2 separate regions of the Homo sapiens genome follow, and region 1 is linked to region 2. Evidence: read pairs that join two places in POLR2A ChIA-PET (ENCODE). Cell type or tissue: A673. All regions are shown on one strand.

Evidence for each region. ChIA-PET counts read pairs that join two places held together with the same protein. Peaks named below come from ENCODE experiments on the same cell type or tissue, not always from the same donor. Only the 100,000 strongest peaks of a DNase experiment are listed, where the experiment ranks them.
Region 1: POLR2A ChIA-PET joins it to region 2 with 8 read pairs; 6 of 35 experiments call an interaction of 5 or more read pairs at or near these places.

What each region holds. Positions count from the first base shown.
Region 1 is chr21:38,721,569-38,724,068 of GRCh38, reverse strand. No RefSeq gene overlaps it. Among named protein-coding and RNA genes, the nearest start is that of LINC00114, 51 kb to the left of the region's middle. In A673, no CTCF peak of the experiment used is centred here; no DNase peak of the experiment used is centred here.
Region 2 is chr21:38,813,266-38,815,765 of GRCh38, reverse strand. It overlaps ETS2 (ETS proto-oncogene 2, transcription factor), which reads right to left. Exons shown (of 10, transcript NM_005239.6): 4 at 1,374-1,493; 5 at 785-985. Among named protein-coding and RNA genes, the nearest start is that of ETS2, 8.6 kb to the right of the region's middle. RefSeq lists enhancers at 540-1,739, 1,136-1,922. In A673, no CTCF peak of the experiment used is centred here; DNase peaks (open chromatin) are centred at 1,455 and 2,085; H3K27ac peaks cover 2,500 bases.

The DNA.
Region 1 (2,500 bases), 92 kb after region 2:
GTTCCAAATTCTTCATATTCCCTCCAAATTCTGCTTACAAACTGGCCAGTTCTTTTCTGAGCTCATCTCCTTTTTGAAGTCAAAAGCAACCAACCCACACTTTCAGTATTCTGCCTGGAGATGTCCATGCCTAGATTCATAAGTTAATTGGGTACATTTTCTATTTCAGACTCCTTAACATGAATCATTACTGTTCAGCATCCTCAAGTTATTTTCTCTCATCATCTTCTCAGCCTCTTTAGGTTTCTCTACTTCCTTCCACTGGTCCCCAAACCAATTCAACATATCTTGGGTTTTTGTTAGAGTAGCACTCCACTTCTGGTACCAATTTCTGTTCTGGTTTCTTATGGCCATAGTAATGCTGTGTAAGACACAACCGCACAAGCTCAGTGGCATACAACAGTAGGCATTTATGTAATTCATGCATCTGGGAGTCAGCAGGGGGTCAGCTAATCTAGGTTGGGTTGATTAATCCGGGTCTGCTGATTTTGGTAGGTTTGCTCACACATCTGGAGGTCAGCCAGCATTTGGCTGATGTATAGTGGGTTCAGCTGGACTGGTTCAACTCTGCCTATGTCTCTTATCCTCCTGTTAGAAGCAAGAGTCCAACCTGGTAGTCTAGTCTCATGTCCATGGCAGAGCAAAATAATTTGAGTGGAAACCCATGAAGCCTCTTAATCCTAGGCTTAGAATTGGCACATCCTCAATCGCCTCATTCCACTGGCTGAGGCAAGGCACATGGACAAACTTAAAGTCAAGGAATAGGAAAATACACTCTATCCTTCATGGGAGGATGGGAGGGTGAAGAATGAATATTTCCAATCAATAATCTAACCTATCCACTCCCCGATTATTCTAATGAGGCCATGTTTCCATAACAAACTTCTTCAGAATCTACAGCTGAAAGGTCCCCGTGTGGTTTTGAGTTAGAGCTAGCCCAAAGGGAAATTTGAGTGAGATTTTAAAAGCAGACGTGAAGCCGTGGCCGTTGCTGTCTGGAGGCCTTTTGATCAGCCAGATGTGGTGGTGGGTAGATGTAGCGGTCGCTCGGGGTTTTCAGCGGGCGTCCTCTGTCCTCTCTTCTGCCGAGCCCGTGATGCTGACTGCTGGTCTTCCTAGGTGTTTGGCTGTAGACCCTAAGAGGTGACACAGTGTCAGCGGCAACCCCCTTCCTGCCCTCTACCTCTGTGGCCTCATTTGGCAGCAAGGTGTGTTTGGCTTCTCAAAGTGACTGGCTGGTATCGCCACCAAGGATCCTCTCCTCGCACCCCCTGCCCCTGAGACTTTGGCTTCTTCAGCTCCCTCCACAACTATACAAGGTCTAATTTCTACAATAAAAGTTTTTTTCTCATAACACTCACAGTGACTCTGCTCCCCTGCTCAAGGGGCACCTGGCTGACACAGGCCCTGAGGCTGCCACAGCCCCATGTTCCCACCACCTCCAGGGCTCAGCCAGGAGCCCTGTGTCTGCAGCTACCTCCTGAGCTCAGCAGCTCAATGCCAAACTCTTTCATGCTTCTGGTGTTTCTGCAGACAACTCACGCATCAAAGCTTGTCTACCCAAGCCCCTTTCCCCAGGCTACTGCTCTCTGCTTCCCACAGTTTATCTAATCAAGATGATAAAAGATGGTGGACTAATTTTGTATTTTTAGTAGACGGGGTTTCTTCATGTTGGTCAGGCTCCCGACCTCAGGTGATCCACTCGTCTCGGCCTCCCAAAGTGCTGGGATTATAGGCGTGAAGCAAAATTAGCCAGGTGTGGTGGTGCATGCCTGTAATCCCAGCTACTCAGAAGGCTGAGGCAGGAGAATTGCTTGAACCTGGGAGGCAGAGGCTGTGGTAAGCCGAGATTGCGCCATTGCATTCCACCCTGGGCAGCAACAGTAAAACCCCGTCTGAAAAAAAAAAAACAAAACAGACGGTGGACTCCATAGGGTGATGGGTCATTTCCTCATCTCATGACATGTCCATATATTGGGGCAGGCCCTCTGATAACACCAGACCTAAGCAGTGAATCTAATGGTGTGTGATTCGGCTCTGTGACAGTTAGTAGGAAGCCATTTGGGATCAGTTGGGACCTTGTAGAATCCTCTGTGGTACAAGTGGCTTTGGTTCCTCTGAAGCTGAGCTGGAGCAGAACTTCATTCATTTTCACACTTCTTTGCCTAAATGAATTTTGTGCTTCCTGTGAAAAACAGTGGTTTTGTCATAAACAGGTGGAATTATAAAATCAAGGTACTTTAAAAATAAATGAATGTAACAGGGCTTAAATTTCTAAATAAAAATTGGCCTCTTCTGAGTAGCTGGCTTGTGAGCTTACACTCTTGCTCCTACGACAGCTTAAAGCATGTGGCAAACACCTTTTTTTCAGGCCTTGTTTAGAATATTAAAGAGTGGTGACAACACATTCCATCTAAGGGAGAGCTCACCCTTTTGTAACAACGAGAAGTCAGTTTGCGATTAATCCGACGAATAAAGTGAGTTGTCAAAGTCAGTGAAA
Region 2 (2,500 bases):
AGAGACAGGGTTTCACCATATTGGCTAGGCTGGTCTTGAACTCCTAACCTCAAGTAATCTGCCCGCCTCCGCCTCCCAAAGTGCTGGGATTACAGGTGTGAGCCACCGCACCTGGCCCTCTTTTCTTTTTTAACTCAACATGTTTTAAACATTGGTCTCCCTGCTATTTTAAGTTTTGAATCAAGACTTTCTCTGTATTTGGTGAGATTTCTACTGATCAATGGCCAGTTTCTGTACAATATGATAGCGTGTAAATATATATCAATTTCTCACTTGTTTAAAAACAGACCCCGCCCCCTCAACAATCCTCAACATCCAAAATACATTCCATTTGGATGTAGGAAAATTTACAGTAGAATTCACAGGGTTTATGTGAGTAAAGGCTCCCCCCTTTCATTAAGGCTGCCATATCTCTTAGCTCTGTAAGGTGAGCTCAGAAGACGTGGGAATTCTTGCTGTCCTACATATCTGAGTCAACATGGACTCCCGTGATGAATACAGCCAGCAATAGCAAACAATTTAGTGACTAAGGCTACTACCTTGTGGCTATACTTGATGCTATACACACACACACACACACACACACACACTCACATAAAGTGGGATAAAAATCTATAATCACTGCCATATATCTGACTCACTTGAGTGGCATTTTGAGGCAAGGTACTCTATGTCATTTCAAGTGGCAACCCTAAGGTTGAAGAACACCCACGTGACTTTCCCAATCAGTCTTCCCGGCCACAGCTCATCCTGGACAAGGAGAAGTAAGACGTTCAGCTGGTACCTTTGATCATTTGCTCCAGATGTTCCCAGAGAATGTCACCCACAAAGTCAGGTGCCAGCTCCAGAAAGCGTTCCTTGCCAAGGTTACACAGCATCTGGCCATTCATGCCGAACCTCTGCAGATTCACGTTCACCAGACTGAACTCATTGGTGGCCCAGAGAAGCCACTGGCATACCTGTTGCTCACTCCACAGCCAGGGGTCTACCAGGAGAGAAGAAAAAATGGAACACATGAGGTAAAAACAGTGGAAAGGTAGTGAGACCACTGTCATCCCTAATTTATGCACCAAGTACCGACATACACCAGAACCCACGAATGAGCAAGATACCATGATGACACGTCACCATTCTGACACGACCCAGGCACATTTCAAGACACCAGTAATGCGTCCTTCTACTACATATTTAATGAGTTCTGGATCAAGTCTTGGGTTGATTGGGGTGAAACAGAAACTGGCTCAGGTTAACGACATCCATGCTACTCTTTGCAGAATACCCCAAGCAAAAGCTTAATAAACAAGTCAAGATCAAACAACTGCACTGAAGTTGGTTCTTCTCACCCAGTGCAGGCTCAGGAAAGCAGTACTTACTCTTTGGAATGCCCAGGCGCCGCTGTTCCTTTTTGAAGCCACTGAAGGTAGCTTTTAAGGCTTGACTCATCACAGCCTTGCTGCACGGGGTTAACAAAGGCAATTCACAGTTGGCGGAGTCTGGAAGGAAACCCCCCATGGGGACATTAGGACTTCAAGTTGGTGATATCAGGTGGAGATTTAGGAGAGACATCTTAGTTTTTGGAAAAGAACAATTTTGATCTCAAACCTTGGCATGATTCCTTAAAACAGTGTAACTATTAACAAAAAACTTTTCTGACTATAATTGAGAAAATATATATCTCAGAACTATACTTATTAAAAAAATCTAAAATAAAACTCAGATTTGATTCTATTTTGCAAAGCGTCACAAAGCAGTTGTGCGTAGGGAAAACTGCTAAGTCTATTTTAAAATTGTAGGCAATGAAAACAGTTGCATGGTTTCTGGTCAAAAGGCTGAAGGGACTGTATCATTTGGAAGTCACTTCCATTAAACTAGGCGTAGAGCTGAGAAGTGAGTGTGATATGAATGTGCCGCACTTAGCACGGTAATGGAACCACACCTTCCATTTTTATTGAAAAACAATCTTCTCCAGACACCCTCAGCAATTTCAAGAATGATAAATGGCTGCCATGCAGGGTTATGCTTACGCCAGTGTATGCGTTTTAATTAATTTTCTGGCCTGTATTCTCAGCACCTACTTCACATGACACAGTCATCTCTGGCATGTTTCCAACTAATAGCTCTGTCACAGTAATTGTATGAACATTATCTGACGTGCTATTCCTTTAAGAAGAATAAACAATGACACGAAGAACTACAGAAAGAACTACCGATGGGTAAGGATTACAAAGAACAATTTGTTGCCCCAAAACTCAGGGCAGGGGAGATGATTTAACTAATGATGCAAACCCAAATTACAAGTTTGGGTGTGTTTTAATGTCTACTCTTCTGTCTGTTTTCCAGGGCAGAGCAGGGAGATGAGGACCTGCTTGCCAATGTTGAAAACATCCAGGAGGGGCAGCTCAGGGGTTCCCCTGCAGTTTCCTAACAGCGGCTCACTGGGGGGCGTCTGGCACTCAAGACATCAGAATCCACATCAGAATCACCAAGTTGATACAAATGA